Regions from separate parts of the Mus musculus genome. Here region 1 is linked to region 2. A link is a loop called in an ENCODE intact Hi-C map of the cell type or tissue named here. Cell type or tissue: heart. All regions are shown on one strand. Each heading gives the region's core, and the rest is flanking DNA. Links, peaks and the distances in the headings are about the cores only. Region 1 has its middle 91 kb from the start of Ccdc185. Region 2 overlaps Tlr5 (toll-like receptor 5).

What was found. Hi-C counts contacts between places; a loop is a spot of excess contacts. Peaks named below come from ENCODE experiments on the same cell type or tissue, not always from the same donor. Only the 100,000 strongest peaks of a DNase experiment are listed, where the experiment ranks them.
Region 1: it touches region 2 in a loop (4-fold over the local background); 4 of 42 quality-filtered maps call a loop at or near these places.

What each region holds. Positions count from the first base shown.
Region 1 is chr1:182,653,584-182,661,921 of GRCm38, reverse strand. No RefSeq gene overlaps it. Among named protein-coding and RNA genes, the nearest start is that of Ccdc185, 91 kb to the left of the region's middle. In heart, for the core only: a CTCF peak has its summit at 3,942 (motif pointing right); no DNase peak of the experiment used is centred there; H3K27ac peaks cover 985 bases.
Region 2 is chr1:182,956,204-182,964,541 of GRCm38, reverse strand. The region is part of intron 1 of Tlr5 (toll-like receptor 5); the gene reads right to left. Among named protein-coding and RNA genes, the nearest start is that of Tlr5, 5.6 kb to the right of the region's middle. In heart, for the core only: a CTCF peak has its summit at 4,223 (motif pointing right); DNase peaks (open chromatin) are centred at 4,241, 5,021 and 5,491; H3K4me3 peaks cover 1,823 bases; H3K27ac peaks cover 3,322 bases.

The sequences.
Region 1 (8,338 bases), core at 277-8,276, 300 kb after region 2:
AACATTTTCTTAATTAAATAATTTGGAGTGGGAAGATCTAGTTCTAATCCAACTCTTTGAGGTGGGAAGACCCACCTTTAGTCTGTCATACCTTCTGCTGGAAGCCTCTATAAAAGGCATGGGAGAAGAAAGTTGCTCTCAAAGAGCCTACTTCTCTGAGATTCTAGTGTATATGAAAGACCAGCTGAGACATCCAGCCTCGCGGACTGAACAGCTACTGGATTCTTGGGCCTTATGTTTACAGGCAACCATTGTTGGGTTAGCTGGACCACAGCCGGTAAGTCATTCTAATAAATCATATATATATATATATATATATATATATATATATATATATATATATTCACACACACACACACATATATATATGATATGTATGTAATAAATCATGTATATATGTGATATATATGACTATATGAGATATTTCATATATATTTCCATATATATAATCCCATATATATATAATCTCTATAAAGAGATTCCGATTCATTCTACAAGTTCTGTCACTCTAGAGACCTGACTAATCAGTTTGTCAGAACCTATGTTTCAGGACCTTGTCTGGTGTGCCCCACTGCCTTTAGTACATGGTGCCATATGACCTTTGATTATGGTCTATTTCACACCTTCTGTCTGGAAGTGGGATGGCAGAGGATCAACCTCCTTGCTCTGTATCGGGTACGGTTCAAACAGGAAACCAGAAGTCTTTGTTATTTTAATCAGAAAAGATAATGGAAGGAATGCTTTTGGCCAGCCCTGTGCGTATTACCACACCGATGCCAGAAAACATCTGTGTCCTGAGCTTGGGTGAGGAGACCGGAGCTCCATGCTATAATTCCCGGACTGATTTTAATCTGTTTCCACAGTAAATCACAGCCGTGACCGTAATAGCTATCAGTGCAAGGCCTTCTAGAAGCTTCTAGAACCCAACAACTGGGATTCTGAGACCTTTCTAAACCCCCAGCTAAAGCTGGAGAGAGGATATCAGAGCCTCTGTCCCTGTAGGTTTGCAGTTGACATGCTCACTTAGGCAACAGATGCTGGACCGATTCTTAGACAGGCCAGAGGATAATAGTCCAGTCTGACAGCCCTTGCCTACCCCAGAGGTTCATGCTTATTTCATAGTAATGGTATCAAAGATCACAGAGCCCTGCCACTGCCTCACCATAGGCAGTTGTAAGCCTTCGTGTCCTGAGCTTGGGTTGCCCAGAGATGACACTGGCCAGAGAACAGAATTCTGTGGAAAACTCCATGTTAGCCAGAGCTTCCCTGCTGTTACCACGATGAGGGGAAAAGAAGGAGTTAATCTGCACTGTGGCTTCCAAACTTAGTTCCAGGATATCTTATCGCCAGGGGTGAACCATAGTAGTCAGAGCTCTGTAAACAAGAGGGTCAGAAGCAGATTCTACGCTTCCTGAGAAGAGAGAACAGATGTCATGCGCCAATCCACAGATGCACCGTGAGGGTCAGTTCTCAAAATTCCACTTTCTAATCTTCAACTACCACATGCCTACTAGAGAGGAGGGTTTGGGACGTGAGGCTAGGTTTGGAGGCACTGTGTGGTAAATTCTGCACATGGTCCTTTTCCTCAGAGTAGCACAAACTTCTATATGAGTTTCAGCCTGGGGTGGTCTGAATGAGAACTGTTATTCCCTAGGCTTCAGTATTTGAACTCTTGGTTAGCCCTGTTTGGGAAGCTTTGGGTGGGTGGCATTGCCAGCGGAAGTACATCACTGGGAGTGATCTTTAGGTCCTCAGATTCCTGCTGTGACTGCCATATCTACTGTTTGCTGCCATGCCTTCCCCCATGATGGTCCTTAGTCCTCTGGAACCATAATCCAAAATAAATTCTTTCTCCCGTGAGTCCCCTTGGTCACAACATTTTATCACAACCGAAAAATACTAACGCAAGCCCCAAATACCTGTTTATATTGCATTAGATCTATGATAACCAGGGCAACAGCAAATACCTGGGATGACGAAGGGATGAGAGAATCCGAGTTCTGCCCCCAAGTTTGTCTTTGAGAATAATAGAGGTGATTGAAGACCCTGATATTCAGGCAGGACCACAGGCAAAAGGATTCAAAAGTCCTATTTACCGGGCTGGTGAGATGGCTCAGTGGGTAAGAGCACCCGACTGCTCTTCCGAAGGTCCAGAGTTCAAATCCCAGCAACCACATGGTGTCTCACAACCATCTGTAACGAGATCTGATGCCCTCTTCTGGAGTGTCTGAATATAGCTACAGTGTACTTACATGTAATAAATAAATAAATCTTTAAAAAAAAAGTTCTATTTACCAAATCTTAAATTACTAGAACAATCCAATGAATAGATAAATATTCATGTGGTTAAAAGATACCTGGCTCACACACTAAGTTAATGGTAGAAATCTCTAGATATTTACCACTTACCACTTGTCAAAACAGAAATTCCAACGTGTTAGGAACAATCGTTAGTTGAACACCAGTTATGAATGCCAGGAGACTACCTCAGAAATATTTGAGGAAAGCTCCAGAGAACTGTAATTTGCCTTACACACTGTTCTATGGGAGTCTCTTCTTGTACAATAAGACTGAGCTGTAAATCACAGGTATGCTGTTGCTTGGTGAATTCTCTTCAGGGCCTGACAGGAGCATTTCCTGTCTTCTTCGGATGCTAATCTCCCTGAAAGAGTCTGCTACCTGCATGCATTCCTTTTCTCTTAGTATGCGATATCCCAACTGAGTAGCCTTGAACAATAGAGATATTGATCCCCTGTCTCATCGAGAAGTCTGCAGACTGGAAGCGCTCAGCTTGCTTAATTCCATGTGATGAAGTCACCAAGGGCCAGTTGCTTTCTGCTCCTTGCTATCTGCAGTGTCAGCCTGGATCCCACAGAGTGGAAGATGGGTTCCAACCCCTAGGCCCGTCATAATCCTGTCAGAAGGAAAGACAACTCGTCTTGCCAGACAATCTTTCCCTGAAGGTCCATAGAAGGCTCTCCTTGTTCGTTCGTTATTCAAGACTGGATCACAAGTGCATTCAGTTGCAAGGAAGTCTGCTGCTGTGTTAGGCTACCACACACACACACACACACACACACACACACACACACACACACACACACACTCAACCAAACTGGAAGGAGATTGAGAGAGAATCTAGATTCAGCGGTATGTCTCCCATCACAGGCAACTGCTCCTTCCAGCAGCCTGCTCTGTACACAGTGGGGATTTAGCAAATGAAAAGCTAAGAAATAAGGCATCCGAGTACCAGCAGGGGCTGGTGCTGATTCGGCCTTGCCTCAGTTTCCTGTGGAGTGTGTCTGACTTTAGTGTGGAAGTCTTAGACCAAGAACCAGCCCGGATAGCTGGTGATGCTGAACCAGGAGAATTTCCAGGTCTGCCATGCTCTTGTTCTCAAGCCATTCAAGGACTGACTAGCCCAGGCAGGAGAAGCTCAGAAATCTGCAGAAGAGCTGTGGACACATCAAAGTTGACCCTGCAGAGATGGGAGCCTTGACCACAGATCTGGAAATAGAAGGGCTTTGGTGGCATTGCTGGGACATGGCGGGGAACACTCCGAAGTTAAAACACGTGCTTCACACAGGCCCTTCCTTCAGAAAAGCAAAATCCAAATGGCTTTCAAGAGAAGAGGACAGTAGTTCAGAGGCAAAGTCAGAGGGCCTTCTCCCCCACAGAGACACAAAGACAAGGGACATTGCCTTGCCGCTCAGGATGTCAGTAGGGGCTCACTAAAACAGCTCAGTCTCTCCAACTTGCAGTGGTTAAAAATCTGATTTAACTGAGGGGCCTCATGGCCTTTGGCAAACATTCTTCCCGTGTACTTCCACCATCTTCCAAGAAGCCAGAGAGAAGTTGAGACTTCACCAGGGACTTCATCAAACAAGGAGATCAAAAAGGAATTCTTGCCCTGCAGACTCCGGGGTAAATGCCCGAGGAAGAGTCACCCCTAGAGGGCAGCAGACCATTTGAGCTGAAGGGATTAAAATGATAGTTGCTTTAAACCCACAGAAACCAAAGCGGCAGAGAGACATGCACAGTCTGTGGCTCATTGGAGATGCGAATGAGCCGGGTTTTCACTCCTAATTAGCTACATAATCTTAGGCAGGTTGGTAAGCATTGGAATGCCAGCCTCTTCACCTGTAAAATGGAATTAATCTTGCTGACTGCACAGGGCTGCTGTGAGCATCAGATGAGAAGAGGTGTGTGGTACTTCCTGGAACAGGAAGTCTCTGTGTCTGCCCCACTTACATATGTTCCTGGGGCAGCAAGGAACTGGGAATGCCTGCTCTCTTTTCTTTCCCTAATATAAATGCAGCTCAGGATGAAGAGCTAGGCAGGGGTGGCCAGCAATGAATCCTGACCTTCAGAGAATGCCATTGGCCAAGGTCTGGAATATGGGGTATGGTGTTGTATGGAGCCCTTTGGAGACCCACAGCTGTTCCATTCCACCCAGTTTCTCCAACCTTCTCTCTTGGAACTATCCATTCTTTGACCCCACAAAGAGGCCCTGGCTTGAGAAGATGGTAGTAACTACAGCCAAGTCTGGGACTCTTCTTTCTAATCACACACTGGGCCTGGCCTGAAGAGGCTGTGTGACTGCTTCCAGGTTCCATCATTATGTGATCAGTTCTGGACTTGGAGGACAACGGCTGCCATCTCTACCTCCCTAAGAAGTATCTGAACAAGCCACACCATAACTCCAAAGACACTGTTCAATTTCTCTTTAGTTCCAAGTAGAACAGCGAGTGGGGCTCAGTGGTAAAGCACACTCCCAGCATATGTGAGAGCCTGGGTTTAATTCATAGCACTTCCAAAGACAAAAGGTAGGTGAATAAGGAACACAGTAACCCACACAGACCCTTCTGAAAGACTGTCCTTGGGAAATTCATTGTCCATAGGGAAGAATCCTTCCGTCCAGGACTCTTGAGTCCCCTCCGTGTACTGGTACCTCTATGGTCATTCTGCAAAATTTATGAAAATCTTCTCTTTGAATTGGAAATGTGTCCTGCAAAGGAAGCAAACTTCAAGCACAAATAGAGATATCCAGAGCCTGTGGGCAGCCCTGGGGTGGCAGCTTGAATTCCTTCTTGTCCCGTGGGACCTCGGTGAGCAGTATTTTGCCTCCGTATCCTCGGAGTTTGATGTGAAGATGATGTCATCCCCTCAGCAGTCATTTGGCATTTGGGAAGCACTACACAAATAACCCCACACATAAGAGAATGGCATGTATGTGAATGGCAGGGGCAAAGTCCATCGCTACACACGTCTCGTCTCCCTGCCGGGAAACAAAAGCCCTTGAGAATGGGATGCCTGCCTCAGGCTGAGAATTAAAAGTCAGCCAAGACTCTGCTGCTCCTCATTTTCTGCCATCACCAGATGCAGATAGCAAGAGATGGATGGATGTGTTCTGAAAGCCACCAGCAGTCAAATCCACCTAGAATACTCAAACAACCCTCCTGTGGAGCATCTACGGTGACTTCGATTCTCTTGGCAGCTACCTTTAAACACTGTGAAAGTGAGGAGGCGAAACTTATCTTGGGTTGTTAAGCCCTCAACATCGATGACCTACTGTCTTAGTTTGGGCTTTACTGCTGTGAAGAGATACCATGACCAAGACAACTCTTATAAAGGCAAACATTTAATTGGGGCTGGCTTACAGTTTCAGAGGTTCATTATCATCATGGTGGGAAACATGGCAGCATGCAGGCAAACATGATGCTGGAGGAGCTGAGAGTTCTACATCTTCATCTACAGGCAGCAGGAGACTATATCCTGCAGACAGCCAGAAGGATGCTCTGTCACAGTGGTCAAACTTGAGCATATATATGAGACCCCCAAAGCCCCACCTCCACAGTGACACACTTCTATCAAGGCCACACCTCCTCCAGTAAGGCCACACCTCCAAATAGTACCACCTCTCATGGGCCAAGCATATGCAAACCTGGAGAGACTTCTAAAGGAGGAACCTGCCTTTGCCTTACATGTCAGTGTTGAAGTTAACTAGATGTTATTTGCATCCAGGCATGAGGTACACACTTATATTTCCAGCACTTGAGAGGCCAAGGCAGGAGGATCTCTAGTTGAAGGCCAGCCTGGGTTATACAGTCAAAACAATCAAAAACTTCAAACAAACAAACAAAGAAAATCACACAAAGCAAAACAAAAAGAGGTCATTTATAAAGATGCTCAAAGCAGCCCCAACACACACACACACACACATACACTCGTGCGCGTGTGTGCCTTCCATTTTGATAGAATGGTCTTGAGACAGCTTTAGTCTAGATGGGGAAAATTCAGTAGAATATATGATTGTATAAAACCACACAGTCTTTTAGTGTGACAAGTTAAATGTACGACCTCTGAGCTGAAAGCAGGGCCACCATAAAGTGCCATTCTGGTGACCAGCCAAGCCTGTCCCAACATGGGACAGATGGAGAATACAGACAGGCCAAACCTTTGAAACCAGAGCACAATTTGGCAAAGGAAAAGTATAAATAAAATATAAGGGGAATGAAACCCAATAGAACTTCACATAAGTGTCATAAGAAGATAAATGGACAATTTTGTACCAATAAAGTAAAAACTTAGATGAATTAAATAATTTTCTACATGATTTAATTCACTCCCAGAAACAAAAAGTAGGCTGCTGGGTTAAGGCAGCACATGGGTAAGGCATATCTACTATTCTTCCTTCCATAACCATCATTAAAACTACCATCAACAATATTTTTAAATTTAAAAAAAAAAGAAGAAGAAAAGCTGGAAGTCAGATCTACTGGTCCCTATGTCACATCCACCAGGCATAGTTCTTTCCTGTCCTGTTTCCCAGATACCCTCCCTTTGGGGACCACTGCTGAAAGGCATTGAGGGTAGCAACTCCCTGTGCTCTTGGCCAGTTGGGCCTGTCATGCCGCAAGAGGAAGCTGGCCATCCACCCACCCTGTCTGCAGTGATCGCCACACGTAGAACCCCATACAGGCAAGAGTGGCAGCAGCATACATGTCCATTCTTACCAAGCCTCTGACCAGGAAGCCTTCTACTTCTCTCATTCCCCGTGACACTGGCACACTGTCCCCTTTTCTGGAAGAATGGGGTCAAAGTGGGTCACATGTGATTCTAGTACCTACCATCTTACCTTCGGTATAGCAGTGTCAAGCCTAGTGCCTCCTGTTCCTTTCTTCCTTGGCTAGTTTTGGGGAAATCTTGGGCAAACTGATGCTTGAAGCACCTACACATCTCTAACATCTCCCAACACACACACACACACACACACACACACACACACACACACAAAGATACACAAACACACTCTAATACACACAAACATACATATACACAAACACATAAGCACTAAAACACACATAAATACACACACACACACACACACACACACACACACACACCAGATTAAACCTCCCACTTGGTGCTTCAGATTCTACTGCTGGCCCTTGCTGTTCAGGCAAGTCCTGACTTTTAAATTTTCTTTAAAAACACACACACACACACACACACACACAAAAATACTCACAAAAAAATATCTAATTTGTTTGCATTTACAGTGATCACAATCAATAGCTTCAACATAAGTGTCTCCCTCCTCACACAACTTTTAAAAGTCTAACCGAACCTGCTCCAAACCTTTTCCATTTTATCTCAAGCAGAGCACTCAGCCACCGAATCCCCTAGCAGCCTAACACCGGCTGCTGCCACTGGGCTGTGAGAAAGGGAGCAAAAGGCCAAGCAGAAGTCACCTGCATTTACCTCAACAAAGAACATTGTCATCGTTGTGGTCTAGAATAAGTGCCTTCTGATGTCAAGAAGGCAGAGAGAGAATGTGGCTTTAGAGGATGAACACATTTCCAGACTCTCTGTGTACGAGTTTTACCTGTAATACCGAGAAGGGATATACTGACAGTACGTGTTCTGTGTCTATCCTGAACCCTGGACTGAATATTCACATATTCCTCCATCCAGTTCACAGAAACGCAAGCCAGCAGACACCAATGGTACCCATTTTACAGATGACAAAAATCCTTTCTGTTACCTAATATTTCATTTTCATCAGGCTTGAGAGAGCTAGACTTCTGCTTCTCCTGAGAAAGAGTTTTCTGTCCCTTCCCCTACACCTCCTCTTCATCCCTGGGCTCAGGATGCAGACTTCCAGAAGGTAGGTCCTCCGCCAACATGAGCCAGAATCCCAGGGACTGAGGCTCACTGCCCAAGGCTATCAGAACCAAAGAGCTAGTGGTACTCTGGCCACGTCAGCCACACCTTCCTGTCAAGCATATGCTAACATTACTGGTTTGGTTAAGGATACTGAAAAGAGCTTGCTGAA
Region 2 (8,338 bases), core at 286-8,285:
AGAAATGCTCTGGACCAAGGGGTGCCTGCTTGTTTGTGTCATCATTTGAATCTGAAGTGTTCTCCTTAGGCTCTTGTTTTGGTAGCTCCTCCAGCCCCAACTAGTGGTGCTGTTTTGGGGAGTTGTGGAAGCGTTGGGAGGTGAGACCTAGTTGGAAGAATAGAGTCGCTGGGTGTGGGTCCTTGGAGGTTTATTGCCCCTGGCTCCTGTTGATTCTCTGCATCCTGGCAACTGGCACTTCTCCTCTCCCCACAAACCATCTCAGCCCTGGTACTGTCAGCCCTCTGCCCCACCAGCTGCCTTCTGTATGCCCACACACCGTGCATGCTGGTATCCGTGTGCCTTCAGCAGGCTGTCTTCAAAGCCCCTCGTTTCTCCCACAGCTCAGGAGTCACCCCACACAGCAGCCAGCTTTCCCTTGTTCCCATTTCTAAAAGAAACAGGAAGACTCCAGCTCAGCACGTTAGGTTTCCAGGGATGCTGTGGACTCAGAGACTGGCTGATTCTTTTCTGGTGTTCACAGTTCTCACCAGGGTCTGCTTGCCTCTCCAAATCTTTATGATTCCTCAACACAAAGCATGTCTGTTGCGTCCTGCCTAGCAAGAACTTCCCCACTGATCTGCAGTCTTTTGTTCCATGTGCCATGGGTGGGAGGTGGGGACGCCATGAGGAACCATCTCCGTCTCCCTGAATTCCCAGTCTGGGTGGTGCTGGGAGATCAGAACTCCCCACAGGCTGGAATTCCCTACCTTACCTCGGAGCCACAGGCCATTTACTAAATCTCTGCTACAAATGTACTCATGAGCGAATGGCCATGGGGCTCCCTGGTTTGTATTTCAGAGCTCACCTGTACCCCTTTCTGCAAATTAGAATTTCAATTCCCGATGCCAGCTGTGCTTTGTTCTCTCTGACTTGTGGTAAATATTTGCTGGCTGGATGAATTCATCCACATCCTGCTCTCAGGCCTGCCTCTCTCTTCCTGGCCCTGCAGGGATGGCTGCCCACCGCCTGGGGGATCTATGAGCTTCTCTGGGTCCCTTGGAAAGACTTTTCTCAGCTTGTTCAGAGCAGCCTTAATTTCCCCTTGGTCTCTCCTCCATGTCTTACGGAGTGGATGAGGTCATCACAGATTCCCTAAGATCCCGGCATCAACGCAGCTGAGATCTTTGCTTTGGCAATTTAACTGTGTAGTCCCAGTGCTGCCTGCTTCAGTTCTCTGCCTCTGATCAGGATGGCTAAAGTGATCACCCTGCCTATCTCCCACCGAGCTGTGTTTCAGATTTTAAATATTCCCAAAGGCCCGTGTGTTGAGTCTTAGTCACCAGCTTCAGGTGCTTCCGGGAGGGGTGGAATGAAGTAGGCTAAGGTACTGTAGTTGTGCCCTTGAAGTGGATAGTGAGACTCAGGCCCTCTTATTTCTCTCTCTGCTTCTTTGTATTATGGGATGGGCATTTTCCTCTTCTGTGTGCCCCTTTAATCCATAGTCACTTGGCGGGTTGCTTCCAACCTCCCCCCTTATTAGTTAGCTCAGTTATCTTGTTGCTCTGACAGTGTGTGACCCCAACGCACGCATCCTTCACTGGGTGACTGGAGGGAGCTTCCCGGGAGACAGCTCTGACTAGAAAAGTCCTCAGTGAGTCCTCGGGCCAACAAACCAGAACTCTGCAGGGTGGCTCTAGGGTCCCCATCTTAGATTACAACCCATTCTAGAACAGTTACCTAGAGGGGACCTTTCAGATTGAACTGTCATTTTATAGAGGAAAAACTCAATGCAGGCAACCATCCCAATTTAATAATCGCCACACTATCTACTGTCTCTGCCCTGCCTTCTGACTTTACTACCATGTTTAGAATCTGGCCTTCCCTCATCCTTATCCTTCGTTTCTCTGCCTAGCCTGGTTATCCAAGCTCTGAGCATATATATATATGTGTGTGTGTGTTTATGTGCATATATACACATATACATATTTGTGTATATATGTGTATATATGTATACACACATTCACATATATGTATGTATGTATATATGATATATGTACATTCATATATGTACATATATCATATATACATTCATATATGTATATATATCATATATACATATCACATACATATGCTTCCTTGGCTTACCCCATCCCACCCTCCCTCAAAGGCTGTCCCCAACAGTCCTCACCTCCCTCCAGCCACGTTCACCCCTCCCCCCTCTTCCTTACCTGCTCGCTCCATCTTCATGGCAGCCTTTCATTATATCATGCCTTCCCTGTTAGACTGAAGTCTTGCAGCAAGGAGCGGGTTTTATTCATACTTGATGCCTCACCGTTCCAAGCACAACTCTAAGGCCCCCGCAATATTCCTTCTCCTTAGTGTTTGAAGCCAGAGCTGCACTAGGAGCACCCGCCTTCCCATACTAACACCAGAGGCACCTAAGAAGTGTTCATTTTAGGACCAGTGGACCACCATTGTCCAAGGACTTCTGTGACCACTGGAATCTCGTCACAGCCATGGTGGCATTTTTTAAAAAAATGAATCAGCACTTGCTTTCTGAATAAACAGAAACCATCGCACACAGGTTCGTCTTGCTGGGTGTGTGTCACTTTTCCTCTTGGTCGTTTTCCACGACGTATGATTTTTACTTCCCTGTTTGACTTCCTGTGTTTTGGCGCTTTAAAAAATTAAAACTGAAAAGTTAGCACACAAAAGCAACGAGTTTCCCTGTGGCATTTCATCCTGGAGCTGTCAGTATACTCTATCCTATTCATCTTGATGTTTGGCTTTCTGAGACAGAGTGTCACTGTACAGCCCAGGCTGGCTTTGAACTCCAAGTCTTTCTGTCTCTTAGGTGCTGGGATTAGAGGTGTGTGTTCCCCATCCACCCCCCCACCCCCAAATGGAATGTTCCCTGGAAGCAAAACGTTTGAAACGTTTGAAACGCTTTTCTAAACCAAGACCTGTAAGACTTGAGGGCTGAAGAGACTGAGAAACGTCTGGTCCAGCCTCCGCTGCAGAAGGTGGTGTCTAAGTCATTCAGTCAGATGAGCAACCTTTCTGTTTTGCAGTACCAGAGAGGAAAATAAAATCACTCTGCTGGTGAGGATGCTCCCCCTGGGACCTGGAAGTCTTTTTCATCACCTGCCTGTGAACATTGAGTTTCTGAGATTCCGGTCCTAGACAAGACAATTACCCTGTCTCTGTACTCCAAGGAACCAAGAATTTGCTGACTCAGGGCCTTGTGAGTTTCTCAGGGTGGGGTTGAGTGGGGTGGGGAACGGAAGGAGTAAGGGAAGACCCCCACAGGGTTTGGCATTCCTAAGCCGCAGGGCTAAGTGAATGATGAAGGCAGGGTTAGGAGCCTGGGTGTAAAGTACGGGCCACAAATATGCAAGGGAGTGGCTTCAAGGTTGAAGAACTGACTTGGTTAGCATCAGATCATCTTGAAGATGATTAAACAGGTCCCTAGTGAGGTCGGGCCTTTGAGTAAGATCTCATACTTGGTAAATTGTAGAGCAGGAACTTGAATCCACCTGCAAGCACAGCTGTCAGGTTGCCATTGTGATCTTTAAATACAACCAGATCTTAAAATTCTGGCGGACATATGCAGAGCCTCAAAGGATGCTGTGCACAGGGGACTCCCTGGAACTGGGGGTGCTGATCCATCTCATTTGGGGAAACCCGACAGCACGAGCTTTTAACAACTAAGAATAATTGTCTATGTGTGCGTGCTTCACGTGGAAGCCGGAGGGTCACTTCAGGTATCATTCCATTCCTCTTCTACCTTATTTGAGACAGAGAGTCTTCACTGTTTGCCACTCTGGACCCCGAGATAGCTGGCGCCCACGTTTCAGAGGAGTCTCGTGTCTCTTCCATCTCAATGAGATTGCTGATTGTGCGTTACAGGTTCTGGGTTTTGAACTCAGGTCCTCACACTCGGGCAGTGAGTGCTTTCCCCCACTGCATTTCTAGCATGCACCCAGGTGATGGGGCTGACCCGCTGACCACGTTCTAATGGGCACAACTCCTGCTTTTATACTCATGGTTGTGAGGCACAAACTCGTTCTCCCGTGAATGCCTTATGGCCATACTAATGCATTCACTCCAAATCCTCTCACCTCTCGCTGGAGATTTCTCGCGAGGGAGAGCTGGAAGAGCCCCCATGGTTTAATCTGAGCTAAGGAAGCCAGAGAGCTTGGGATCGAGTTTCTCAGGTCCTGCTGGTGTCCTCCTGGTCACCAGCAGGGGGCGCACGCTGGGCAGAGACCAGAGGAGGAGTCCTCCGCCATTCGCAGGAAAGCTAGACTGGGCTCCGCTGGGAAGCACCGATTGCCTGCCTAATGGGGTGCGTTTCCAAATTTAGATGACGACCAAACTAGTGGCTCAATTCGATCCTAGTTCCACATTTAACAGGTGCGTGAGCTTGGGTAAGCGCTGGAGTTCTTTGAGTTTCAGTTTAATCATCTATAAAATAGCATGGATAATCGTTTCCACTTCCGTACTCCAGCCGCACTGGGACCCAAACCTGTGTGTAATCCTCCAGCTTTGCTTTGCTTACTTAAGTAGACAGCCAACATTCATGTACCAACGCCTCACCAGCAAGGCACACCCTTAGAAGCCACTGAAGGGGAAAGCAGAGAGAAGGAACAGGTTCTCGAATGGGAGGGTATTTCCTTTACCATCCATGAGAAATAACATAACAATGAGCCCTGTAGGCAATGGTCCCTGGCACCCCCAAACAACAAACAAAACGATACTCTGTAAAAACAGTATCAGCATCCCAATGGTTTAGGCTCCGAATGGTCTCCTCCTGACTGCTTATTATAGACTCATTAGAGCACTTTTTACAACAGCTGATCAAAATAAAATAATCTCAACTGGATGATTATGCAAAACTAGCGGCTGGCGAGGCGCACTTAAATCCCTCGGGGACAGGGAGCTCACAGAGCAGTCGAACACTCCGATCTGTCTGTCGCCAGGTTTAGGCTACGGTGCTCTCAATTAGAAAATTAACACCGCAGGCTCTGACAGCCTCCCGGAATGCAGCTCAGCTAAACCTTGAGTATCGGCGGCGGACAAAGTAAACTGCCAGGAGAGCTGGGCAGCAGCCAGGTCGGGGATAGGGGGGTGTGGGGGAGGGGGAGGCGGGGAGCTGGAGCAGAGCGAACTGGGAAGTCCAAGGAAGCCTTGAAGCAAGTAATGACACAGGCAATCGATTTGCTAAGAGCAGCAGAAGTCCTTTGTAGAGTGATGTAAATTGGAAGCCACTGGGATTGGGGTCTGTGTGAACAGGGAACAGAAACCCTACTAAGCCCTGCGAGGATCTGTAGTCTCTATTTGAAATAGAGATAGCTTCTTAGGCCCATAACACCAAGTTAGCTCTGTGGTTGGCACAGACACTCCTGGTCCACGCTGAGCCCCAAAGTTGGGAGAAGACAGGCCCAAGAATCCAGGTGCAGAGGAGGAAAGACCCTAACCCTGATTTCATTGGAAGACAGGCAAGGGCTGGGTGAAGGGACCCAATCAGAAGCCCGTAGTCCCCACCCCTCCCACCCCCTGGGAGGTTTATGCATGTGGAGTTTGCTGGGCAGGGCAATGGAGGTGTGTGTGTGTCCCATTCTAAACTGGGTTCAGAGAGTCAGTACGAGTGACTAGGCTCTTGTCTGCTGGTGACAATTACCTCCATGGTATGTGAGGTCACAGCCAGCAGTGCTGTGTTTGAATCCCCCTGCTGCTGCTAACTGGGCATTCTGGACAAGTTTTGGTTTTCTTGTCCTCAGTTTCTGCAATTCAGGACACAGCCATCCAGGGCTGACAGTGGTGTTAAGGTGTGTGTTCAAACTGTCGCTCCGTCTGTACAAGTGGCAACCTTGAACTGAAAGTGTGTCCCCATGCCTGCAAACTCTAAAGTTACCCAAGGGAACCTGATAGCACCCCGACCACAGCTGATCCTCTCCAAGCAGAATATCCATCTCCACGTGAAAGCTGGTTGCAGGGGATCTTAAAAACAGCGGAAAATAATGTCCTTGGTGATGGAACTGGGGTCACACGGATGGATCCTGGCTTTAAGCAACACTTACTCTCAGAGCGTGTAGGTTGGTAACAGGAGGCCAGAATACTCGCTGTTCCCTTCCTCCTATCTCCACCTTGCCTCACCACACCACCTCTCACACAGTTTCTCCAGCCACTGCCCTCTGGCATGTGACAGAACCATACCCAGAAGTAGCTTGCAGCTCCGAAGAAGGGCCTCTAAGGTGAGGACACGGACTCTTTGTTGAGAAATTCAGGGAGAAGACAGCTTGGCAGTAGATACAGAGAGAGGGCCGAAGAAGAGAGGCTTTGGTTTGGACCTAGGAACTTTAGTTTTGTACCATGAAGTAGCAGAGTGCTAAAGCCACTAGAACAGAAAGGGGCTGTCAGGGAGACCGAGCCTAAGGGCTCTCCCGTAGGGGTAACCGGAGTGATCAGATGACTGAGCAGGACATACCGATTATCCTTGTCCCCGAGGACTTGGCAGTGCATAAAATCTGGAAATTGTGACGATCCTGGGGTGTTTGCTGTGAATCCCAGCCCGGTAAGATCCAGAGCTCAAGCACACAGTAAGCTGATTTCTGGAGAATAAAGGAGAGTTGTGGCAATCTTGCACATCTGAGCATGTCCATGTGAGAGATTCACACTCTCTTTTGCTTTACAGGTCAAGAAAGGAAAGGAAAGGTGGCTTTGTCACTATGGAGATGGGTCATACCTCTGAGAAAGCTGTGCTGGCAGCAGCTCAGGACCAGTGGTGGCTTTAGGTGCCACCTCTATTACACGTGTGCGGAGATACCATCAAACCCTTCTGGGTGTTCCTTTCTCTAAATCAGGGTGGGTATGAAGGGGACATGAGAGGGGACACAGCTCAGGCGCCTGGGCCTCCTGCAGTATCTCTCACATGTATTTATTGGCCTCTGAGTTACTCATTGACTATGAGAGTGTCTAAACCACATTGAAATGAGTCCAGCTAGAGAACTGGTCTGGTGACACTGGATGACGGTGTCAGGGATGTGAACATGAGCCTACAGCGAGGGGCCAGCTCACTTGTCTGGAGTGTCACAACAAAGGGGTTTTAAGTATATGAATCTCTAGCCAGGCACGCTGAGTGTGAATCCTGGCTCACCATTCACCACTCTCAGGCCTTAGGACAGTGACAGTCCTAAGCGACTCTGAGTGCCTGCTTACGCGTTCCCCAGGATTACCAGTGCTAGTAACTGGTGTAAAAGGGAAAGCGCCTCGCCGTTGTAAGGTAAAGTTCAGGGCCAGTGAGAGATGGCTCAGCAGTTAAGAGCGGTTATTGCTGCAGACAACCCAGGTGACCTCCTGACATTCACTTCTGGCAGCTCACAGCGACCCATGACTCCAAGTTCAGGGGATCTGATGGCCTCTTCTGGCCTCTGTGGGCACCTGCCCTTATGTACATGCCTACCTATAATCCCAGCTCTTGGGAGACTGGGATAGCAGCATGAGGACGTTAAGGCCGGCCTGGGATACATAGAATTGCAGGATAGTCTGGAATACACCGAGTCTCTAAAAGAATTAGATTTTCTGAGCAGAAGAGAGAAAGCACAAAGAGAAAAATGAGGCACAGTCAAAACAATGAGAGAAGCCAGTGTTGTGGGTGGAGAGATACTGCATGGAGATACACACACACACACACACACACACACACACACAGAGGATATGTAACAGGAGCTGTACAGGGAGGAGGGCATGTGGTCAGCAGGAGTGCCTGCTTGCCCCGAGCTCCAGGCTAGCCTTCTGCCTGGCTGATCCTTGACTGTGCTTTCTAAGTTGAGCTTCTGAACACTCAGCTTTTTCGAGTGTACTCTGCCTTTTCCAGCCCCCCACACCCTACCTCTTGGAGTTATCAGACACCGCTATATGGTTTTGCCTTGACTTCGTTCTAATTGTCTCACAGGTGTGGGGTTTTATCTTCCCAGCTACACCTGGACAGTTCAGAACCGTGGGAGCCATGCTCCAACCTTGTCTTTGTCCCACAGAGCTGAGGACATCATAGGCTGTGGCTCACAGCTCAGAAAACTATGGTACCAGGGCGGGGAGGCCCCAACGCCTGGAAGGTCTGTCACCACATTCTTTTCCACAAACTGAAGAAGAAGCAAACACGTCAGGGGACAGGAATTTGGCAGGGCAGGAACTCTTGCTCCATAGGACTAAAAGCAAGGGAGGGCAGACACAATAACTGCTTCCAATCCTCAGCAGAGCTACAAAGCTGAAGAAGCCGCCACCAGGAGTTATCCAAGAACCCTTTGTGTTAGAGACATCGCCCCAGGAGAGGGCTTTCCTCCTCAGACAAAGC